Linked DNA regions of Homo sapiens: region 1 is linked to region 2. Evidence: read pairs that join two places in POLR2A ChIA-PET (ENCODE). Cell type or tissue: MCF 10A. All regions are shown on one strand.

Region 1 (5,000 bases), 62 kb before region 2:
TATAAATGGTGCAGCTGCTCTAAAACAGTCAGCAGCCGAGCGTGGTGGCTCACACCTATAATCCCAGTGCTTTGGGCGGCCGAAGCGGGTGGATCACTTGAGGCCAAGAGTTTGAGACCAGCCCAGACAACATGGTAAAACCCTGTCTCTACTAAAAATACAAAAATTAGCCGGGTGTGGTGGTATATACCTGTAGTCCCAGCTACTCGGGAGGGTGAGGCAGGAGAATCGCTTAACCGAGGAGGCAGAGGTTGCAGTGAGCCATGATTGCGCCACTGCACTCCAGCCTGGGTGAAAGAGTGAGACTGTGTCTCAAAAAAAAAAAAATCTGCAGCTCTTCAAATGATTAAACACAGAATTTCCACATGACCAGATATGTGCCCAGGAGAAGTGAAAACATATATTTACACAAAACCTTGTATATGAATGCTTATAAAAGCATTATTCATAACAGCCAAAAGGTGGAAACCACCCAAATATCCACCAATGAACAAATGGAAAAACAAAATGTGGTATAACCATACGATGGAATATTTTTCAACCAAAAAAAGGAATGAATTACTGATACTTGCTGCAACATAGATAAACCACAAAAAGTGATAGAAGGCAGTCATAAGAGTATATGTATTATATTATTCCATTCATACAAAGTCCAGAATAACAAACTCTATAGAGACAGAAAGTAGATTAATAGTTGCTTAGGCTGGGGGAAGCATGCAATATGGGAGGGTGATAGCTGAGGGGTACAAGTTTCTTTCTGAGGTGATAAAATTGTTCTAAAATTGATGTTTGCACGTATCTGTGAAGAGACTAAAAACCACTGAATTGTACACTTTATAGGGTAAGTTGTATGGTATGTGAATTACATCTCAATTAAACTGTTTAAAAAGTAAAAAATAAAAATTTTAGAAAAGAACAATGGAGCATAAAGCTACAAAAAAAGTCTCTTAATAAAAGTAAACAATGTTTAAATATTTTATTTTATTTTTATTTATTTATTTATTTTTTGAGATGGAGTCTCTGTCATCCAGGCTGGAGTGCAATGGCGCAATCTTGGCTCACTACAATTTATTTATTTATTTATTTGTTGGTTTGTTTTGAGATGGAGTCTTGCTCTGTCACCCAGGCTGGATTACAATGGCGCAATCTTGGCTCACTACAACCTCTGCCTCCTAGGTTCAAGCAATTCTCCTGCCTTGGCCTCCCGAGTAGCTAGAATTACAGGTGCCTGCCACCACACCCGGCTGATTTTTGTATTTTTAGCAGAGGCGGAGTTTCACCACTTTGGCCAGGCTGGTCTCAAACTCCTGACCTCAGGTGATCCTCCCACCTCAGCCTCCGAAAGTGCTGGGATTACAGGCGTCAGCCACCGTGCCCAGCCAACAATGTTTAAATATTTTATACATTAACTACCTCCACAGCTTTTTGGAATTGGTAGATGGCTCATATTTTTAAATGCAGGTATATCTTTTTAACTTATTATTAATTTGGACATATGAAGTATTTTAAAGCTAGGACTAGAAATCAACTCAGTAGATTTACAATTTGCAGAATTACACTTTCCTAACTGGCCTCATAATCAAAGAAAAACTATAAGCAGTACCTTAAAAAATTCCATTTTTGAATATTTTAAATATTTATCAAACAGACATAAGTGCTCATGTCAATTATACATTTAAAAACAGATTGCAAAGTTTATGAGGGTTTTTTTGGTGAATTTTACAGTGAAATAAGTCTTGTCCACTTTAACTTATGAATACTGGTACTCTTAAAATTCCTGTCCTAAGGAAGAAATTAGTCATAAAAAGCTCTGAGGGTATAAAGCAGAAAACGTGCCAAGCAGAGAGACAAACCAGGACATTTCAAGCAAGTATGGCTCAAAGTAGAGTCAAGAGAGTTAAGGTTTTGAGCTATTCTGAAGTGCCAGATGGTCCAGAATCCACCCCCAGATCTTACAAGGCGCCGCATAAAAGTGTGCCAGAAAAAAAAAAAAAAACAGAACAGAACAGAATGTAGAGAACAAACTAAGAATGTAGAGAACAAACTAAGAATGAAAGCAATACAGACTGCAGAGAAGGGTGAAAACTGTATATACAAACTGAAATATTTCAATCTTCTTCAAGCTCACAACTTTTAATGCCAATTTCCTATGCTAAGTGAACTCTGACAAACTATAAATGGCCCTTGCAACCAAATTAAATATGCTCGGTTTAATCCCTTCAGAATAGCATTTTTCAGATTATTGCTCGAGTTAACCCTTGCTGCTGTCTGCTTTACCATTCAAGATCTTAAAATATAAACTAAAAATTCACTCATTTGATTTCAAAACTCAAATGTATACATAGAAAAATAATTCAATAATATAATAAGTACCACATATAACTCTACAGAAAAAAATTTATCAAATGGTAGAGCAAAGGTTATTTGCAACAGCATAAATTATAGTGGACATATATAAAATATCTGTACACATTAGGGCTTAAACTATAAAGCACACAATCAATTAATATGCTCCAAAGACATTAAAAAGATGCTAAGCAGACCACATAGGAAAACACTTAAAGAAAACAGAATAGGCCAGGTGCAGTGGCTCACACCTGTAATCCCAGCACTTTGGGAGGCTGAGGCGGGTAGATCACAAGATCAGGAGTTCAAGACTAGCCTGGCCAACATGGTGAAACCCCATCTCTACCAAAAATACAAAAATTGGGCAGGTATGGTGGCACACACCTGTAATCCCAGCTACTTGGGATACTGAGGCAGGAGAACTGCTTGAACCTGGGAGATGGAAGTTGCAGTGGGCTGAGATCACGTCACTGTACTCCAGTCTGGGTGACAGAGGAAGACTCCATCTCAGAAAAAAAAAAAGGAGAACAGAATAAAAAATGTTACATACATATATATACACACATATATATGTGTGTGTGTGTATGAAAGAGAGATAATAACTACATTTGGAAAAAAAAGAAACGATGTAAAAGACTAAAATTTAAAGAATGGTGTGGATGGTGATCTATCTTCTACTTTTCGACATGCATGTTCCAAGTTTTCTTTAGTGAGTGAAGAATACTGGAAATGAAAAAACATTTAGGCCCAACGCGGTGGCTCACGCCTGTATTTCCAGCACTTTGGGAGGCCGAGGCAGGTGGATCACGAGGTCAGAAGATCGAGACCATCCTGGCCAACATGGTGAAAGCCCTCTCTACTAAAAATACAAAATACAAAAATTGGCTGGGCATGGTGGTGTGCACCTGTAGTCCCAGCTACTCAGGAGGCTGAGGCAGGAGAATTGCTTGAACCCGAGAGGTGGAGGTTGCAGTGAGCTGAGATCGCACCATTGCACTCCAGCCTGGCAACAGAGCAAGACTCAGTCACAAAAAGAGAAAAGAAAAGAAAAGAAAAGAAAAGAAAAGAAAAGAAAAGAAAAGAAAAGAAAGAGAGAAAGAGAGAGAGAGAGAGAGAGAGAGAAAGAGAGAAAGAGAGAAAGAGAGAGAGAGAAAGAGAGAAAGAGAGAAAGAGAGAAAGAGAAAGAGAGAAAGAAAGAAAGAAAGAAAGAAAGAAAGAAAGAAAGAAAGAAAGAGAAAATTTAAACAAATACATATAAATTCTGCAGGTAAGTATTAATAATAATACAAGCAATTCTATTTATCAAATGTCTCCTATATCTCAACAATGTGTATACATCATACATAAGCAAATGAAAGGGTTTAAGTAATTTGCCATGATCACTCAGAGATGTCACAAATGGCAGAGCTACAATTCAATCCAGGTTTGTCTTGTACTATATCCAGTGTTCTTCCCACTACGTAAAACTTCTCTCAGTGTCCCTGGGATGAGAATCTTGACACTCTGTTAAAATATATATATAAAATATTTTACCTACTGTTTTGGAGTAGATCACAGATCTTTTGAAGTCTATCCTTGAGTCCCCTTCCTATGCTCTATGGTCAAAGTTAAAAATTCTTCCTTTATTACAAAAAAAAGATAAAACAAGGAATCTCATAAGAAAATTGATGTTATATCCCACAATATGAACTCTATGCACCAAAATACAATTTAACTTGAATCAAATGTTCCTATAGATTTATGTTATCCTTTCAAGTACAGTTTAAATATCCTCTACAGTAACAACCCTGGATCCTATAAAACCATTAAATAATTAAAAACTATATTACCACCAAAAGTTTCATCATAATCACAGTATTCTCTCATGGCACCCCCTTGCCTTACTTCTATCATCCTTTATCACAGTACTTGTCACACAAGAAAGTCAGTGTTTATCTCCCTAAAAAACCAAAAGCTACTTCAGAGCAAATGTCATGGTCTTATTCTGTATGTCCAAGGCTTACTAGAGTAGTGACACACAGGAGGCATCTAGTAAATGTTTTCTGAAACAGAGGATCAACCATCAATACTGGAAGCACCTTTAATGCATATAATTTCATATTTTTTATATATGCATAATGCTATATCTATGTTGTACCTACAGAACAAAAGATGGAATGAAGTTATCAATAATCCTTAGTATAAATGATCCATCAAAATTCTAATTAAGTGCAACATTTCATAAAAATTAATGGCTCATATAACTAAAATCTATCAATTTACCTAAGACATTCTAACTTCAGAGCCCAAGATCTCTCTCATTATTTTATGCTAGTTCTCAAAAATGTTCATCTGAGGATCAGAAATCATTACAGCTAATGGTTCCAGGTTTTAGTCAATAAAAGTCTATTTTATAGGGAGTCTCTGATACATTTTATCTTTAGCAATACAATACTGTAGAAACTCCAAGTCCAAATAACCATGTCTGAGAGAATATTAGCTTAAAAGTAAATATTGGTATGATGTACACTAACCTAGACAAGCTTAGATTTTCATGAGCAATAAATCTGGAGGTTGCAAAATGAAAAACTACCTTCTACTATGTCTACAAAAACTTTCCACTATAACTTCGTGCAACAATCACTTTCTAGAGATGTGGTGTATGCAATGATAAG
Region 2 (5,000 bases):
ACTCTTACCTAAGAAGTATTTCCTTAGCCTCCAGGTTGGGTAGGGGTCCTCTTCTGTGCTCCCACAGATGCCCAGCATACTAGGTAGTCACTTTGCTTGACTCTTACCTTCATTGACTGTGAGTTCTGTGAAGTCAAAGGCCATGTCTGGCCCACTCTGTCCCCAGCCTAAGGCCCAAAACAGAGTTAGTATTTGAATCCCTGTTGAGTTGCTGATGAAATCCACCTACTATCCTCTAGCCAACCTAGGTGTCTCTAACTTGATGTTACTATGATAAACTGACTACCCATCCCCATTTCTAAGTCCAACACTCCCTCCCTCCCCCATCCTCTCCCATGTCTAGCAGTGGGGAACTGGGCTATGCCAAGCATTGTTCCACAGGAGGACCTCATATAACTTCTTAGGCTTTTGGATCAACTGCTCCTTGATGAAATCCTGCAATTTACAGCATTTCTCTAGATCTACTTTTTAACCTGTAAAATGGAGATGACAGTATTTAATTTATAAGATTTTGTAAGAATTAAATGAGATAACACATATAAAATGCATCTCCTTCCCCCTTGGCTGAGGACCAGCACACACTCACCCTGCACTTGATGGTCTTGTTCTCATGGTATTTCTCTCAGTAATGAGGGATGACCTGTACTTTGTTGTTGCCAAAGCCACAAATGTCAGGGCCTGGAAATTAAACCCCAAAGCATAATTTCACATAGCTTTAAGGCAGTTTGCCTGGTCTAAGGCCAAGACCCAAGACAAACACAGCATGTGTATTAATCAGAGTCCCAGCAGGATATAGATGGCACAATCAAATTTGGGATTATTTGAGAAGGATTTAATAAAAGGACTATTTACAAAGGTTGGGGCAGGACATTGTGAAAACATAAAGTATAGTGCTATGCTCAGGGCTAGCAACAATGGGGTTCTACCCCTAGGCCTAAAGGGGCTAGAAGGAGTGCTTGCCAGAGCCTGGAAGAAAGAATCCTGTGGAAAAGACAGGCAAGAGAGAAGCTGACTTTCAGTTGAGGAACACAACTCTCTTTTCCATCTCTGATCTCCCAGGGCTCCCATTGACCAAACCCAACCAGAAACCCCTTCTGTGTCAGGCATTTTATACCATGTCATTTAATTCTTACAAGTAGGTGTTACTATCCCCCACTTTTAGCTGGGAAAATTGTGGCTCAGAACAGTTAAGCAGGTTGCTCAAAGACAAACAGCTAGTAAGTAGCATTGTTGGTATTCAAACCCAAGGCTACCTAGAAACAGAGCCTGGGGCCCTTTATGCTTTGTAAAAACTCTAGAGGGAACTCTAGAGATCATCAGTGTCTCTGAGCCCAGAAAGCCTTATCTGCCAACAGTTGGGAATAGATTTAACATAATTTTCTTTTCTTTTCTTTTTTTTGAGACGGAGTCTCAGAGTCTCACTCTGTCACCCAGGCTGTCGCCCAGGCTGGAGTGTAGTGGTGCAACCTCAGCTCACTGCAACCTCTGCTTCCCAGGTTCAAGCAATTCTGCTGCCTCAGCCTCCTGAGTACCTGGAATTACAGGCTCCCGCCACCACACCTGGCTAATTTTTCTTTTTCTCGAGACGGAGTCTTGCTCTATCAGCCAGGCTAGAGTGCAGTGGTGCAATCTCGGCTCACTACAACCTCCATCTCCCAGGTTCAAGCAATTATCCTGCCTGGTATTACAGGTGCTAGCCACCATGCCTGGCTAATGTTTGTATTTTCAGTAGAGATGGGGTTTCACCATGTTGGCCAGGATGCTCTCGAACTCCTGACCTCAAGTGATCTACCCGCCTCAGCCCCCCGCCACCCAGAGTGCTGGAATTACAGGGGTGAGCCACTGCACCCAGCCTTAACTTAATTTTCAACCTTACCTCCCATGTTACCACTCTCACTATCCAAAACACACACGTGCTTAAGTAAGATCTGGACTGCCCCAAGGAGGCCTAGTTACATATTTAGGTTACAGATACAACACTCTGGACACATTTCAGATGCTAAAAAAAGGTCACTTCCTTGACCTCCTGTGCCTTTCTCTCACTGAGGCAGAGTACAATGCCTTATTGTAGTGTACCTGTGAGAGGGTCTACGTAGCTGATGACCTCCTTCTCCTCTTCTGAGAACTGGAAAATGTCTCCCTGTGCTATAGATTTCTTAATATGGTACCATGTGCCTCCCCACCTCTGTGGTTTACTTATATTAACATTCAGGTTTAGAGTTGCTTTTTTCAGGTCTTTGAAGAGTCCTGCCACATGGAGGCGGGGTGGAGTTATCATATTAGACATTTTCTGTTCCAAGTGAATCTGAGCGTTTTCAACAACTACAGTGGCTGTCATTAGGACCTAATGGAGCTGACAGTGACTGCTATCAGAGAGCTTACCAAACATGATGTGATACTTGGATCCTGAGTGCATATCCTCCTGGTTCAGGGTGGCAGGAAAGAGTTTTACATATCCGCCACCACAATACTTCCTTTGCTTGTGTTTTACTGAAAACTGAAACACCAAGGTCTCATTCTCATTGCTGAATGCTTCAACCTGGTTGAGAAGGCATAAAACTTGGCATGTTCACTGGTTTGGAGACCTAGAAGCAGAAAGCACAGAGTCTTCAGGCTTAAATACCCAAAAAGCAGCCAGAGAGATCCAGCACTTGACCTCACCAATCTCTGGTATTTTCTTCCATACCTGTGCTGAAAGCTTTGCACACATACTTTTATTCAAGCCTCAGAGCAACCCTGCAAAATGAGTATTATCTCCACTTTACAATCAGGAGGCTGAGTCATAAGGAGGTGAGTCACCTGCCTAGGGCCACATAGCTAGCAAGGAGCCAAGCTGGAATTTTAAGCCACGTTTGTCTGATTCTTTCTGCATACCATGCTACCTCTGATTTTCAAGAGATACTTGAAGACTGTTCTACAACTTTACAAAACAAAGGCCTGTTTTTCCGAGGCTCCCCTGGGTGACCAGAATGAGGTTCTACCATACAAAAATGCTGTGGTAGAAAGAGCCCCTGCACTTTCTGGACATCTTTCTACCATAGCCTCGTAGATCAAATAGTAATCACTGCTAACATTCACTGAACACTTACTCGTTACCAATGTGTTTCATTCACATATATTACTACTGTACTTAATCTTCATAATAACCCCATGAAGTGGGTTCTCCTAATTTCTCTGCTTTATCATGAAGCCATTGAGGCTATTTCACTTGTGCAGGATCACTCAACCAGTTCATTTAATTCTAGAGCCCCCATCTTCAACTATAAGACTTTACTTCCTCCTCCAGAGAGTATCAGGGTAATAATAGATCTCAGAGCCTTTCTAGTCTAACCACATTACTTTATAGATGAGCAGACCAAGCCCCAGGGAGGAAAGGTTACTTACTCAAGATGACAGAGTCACAAATGAAATCATGCCATACAAGCAAAGTCTCCTGGCCTCCAGGCTAGTGGTCTTTCTATTATTCCATGCTGCTGCCCAGCTTACTGGTTAGGGCTCTGTTAACTCTCTGAGTCTCAGTTTCATATCAGCAAAACGTGGAGAATTATTCCTATCTCATAGGATTCCTGGTGAAGGTCAAGTGAGTAAGAGATCTGAGAAGTACTTTGTAAACTGTCAACATAAAATGTAAGGGGCTATCATTATTCGTACTTGGTGAGGTTCCTTTTTTTTTTGGAGACGGAGTCTTGCTCTGTCGCCAGGCTGGAGTGCAGTGGCATAATCTCGGCTCACTGCAACCTCCGCCTCCCAGGTTCAAATGATTCTCCTGCCTCAGCCTCCCAAGTGGCTGGGATTATAGGTTCCCGCCACCACGCCCGGCTAATTTTGTATTTTTAGTAGAGATGGGGTTTCAGCATGTTGGCCAGGCTGGTCTCGAACTCCTGACAGGCGTGAGTCACCACACCCGGCTGGGTCCTTCCTTATGATCCCACAGCTCTCTGTACTTTCCTGGGTCACACTATGTTGAAACTAGGTTTATTTCAGTCTCTTTGAATAATTTTTAGCTTCTGAAGAACAGGTGCATCTTTATATTCCCTGAATCTGGAACAGGACCTGACATAGAAGAAAGACTCAATAAGTATGTGTTAAATTACACAGAAGAATCACAGGTCCTGATTCAGACATCTCAAGAGCACTTATTGTACACCAGGCTCTGTGGTAAACACTTTCATGTCTGACATTATGTTAGGAGTTGTCTACATTTTAAATAATATGCTTGGCCTGGCATGGTGGTTCATGCCTCTAATCCCAGTACTTTAGTATGTCAGGGCAGGAGGACTGCTTGAGGCCAGGAGTTTAAGACCAGCATGGGCAACATAATGAGACCTTGTCTTTGCAAAAAAAATTAAAAATTAGTTGGGGATGGTGGTACATGCCTGTAGTCCCAGCTACTCCAGAGGCTGAGGTGGGAGAAGCATTTGGGCCCAGGAGTTTGAGGCTGCAGTGAGCTACGATCACACCATTGCACTCCAGCCTGGGTGACAGAGCAAGACCCTGTCTTAATCAAAACAAAACAAAATTGAACAAAGTATGCTTACTTCCCCAAAGACCCCAAGAACAGCTAGAGTAACCAGGGAAGACTTCACGGAGGAGGGCGTGTGCACAAGGCAAAGAGCACCGAACCTGCAGGCAAGACCAAGTTTTGAGTCTCTATTCTGCCAAACCCTACTTCGTAGCTCAATTCCACCTGCCTTCTCTCTGAGCCTCTTTTGTAACCCAGGACTCTTCTAAAGAACTAGGAGGAATCCAATGAACCTGAGTGGGATACAATGTGAGGGACAACAACCAAGAAACCACACTGAGAGGAGATGAGTGGCTGAGCAGACTACCCTCACTGGCATCACCAAGGCACAGCTTCCCGTGGGTCACACCGTCTCCAATTTCTCTCTACTCTGGAAATGGTTTTCCCTTTAATACCGTTTAATACTCTGGGAACAGTTTTCCAGAGTGGATTTAAAATTTAAGATTCTCAAGCCAGTTCATAATTCTCTCCTTTAATC

The links. Peaks named below come from ENCODE experiments on the same cell type or tissue, not always from the same donor. Only the 100,000 strongest peaks of a DNase experiment are listed, where the experiment ranks them.
Region 1: POLR2A ChIA-PET joins it to region 2 with 5 read pairs; 4 of 35 experiments call an interaction of 5 or more read pairs at or near these places.

Annotation. Positions count from the first base shown.
Region 1 is chr1:51,504,806-51,509,805 of GRCh38, forward strand. All of the region lies in intron 1 of EPS15 (epidermal growth factor receptor pathway substrate 15), which reads right to left. Among named protein-coding and RNA genes, the nearest start is that of EPS15-AS1, 11 kb to the right of the region's middle. RefSeq lists an enhancer at 217-276. In MCF 10A, no CTCF peak of the experiment used is centred here; a DNase peak (open chromatin) is centred at 1,896.
Region 2 is chr1:51,567,166-51,572,165 of GRCh38, forward strand. The region is part of intron 2 of EPS15-AS1 (EPS15 antisense RNA 1); the gene reads left to right. It also overlaps a transcript of OSBPL9 not described here and the pseudogene CALR4P. Among named protein-coding and RNA genes, the nearest start is that of OSBPL9, 47 kb to the right of the region's middle. RefSeq lists enhancers at 2,093-2,142, 2,303-2,462. In MCF 10A, a CTCF peak has its summit at 2,283; DNase peaks (open chromatin) are centred at 666 and 2,796.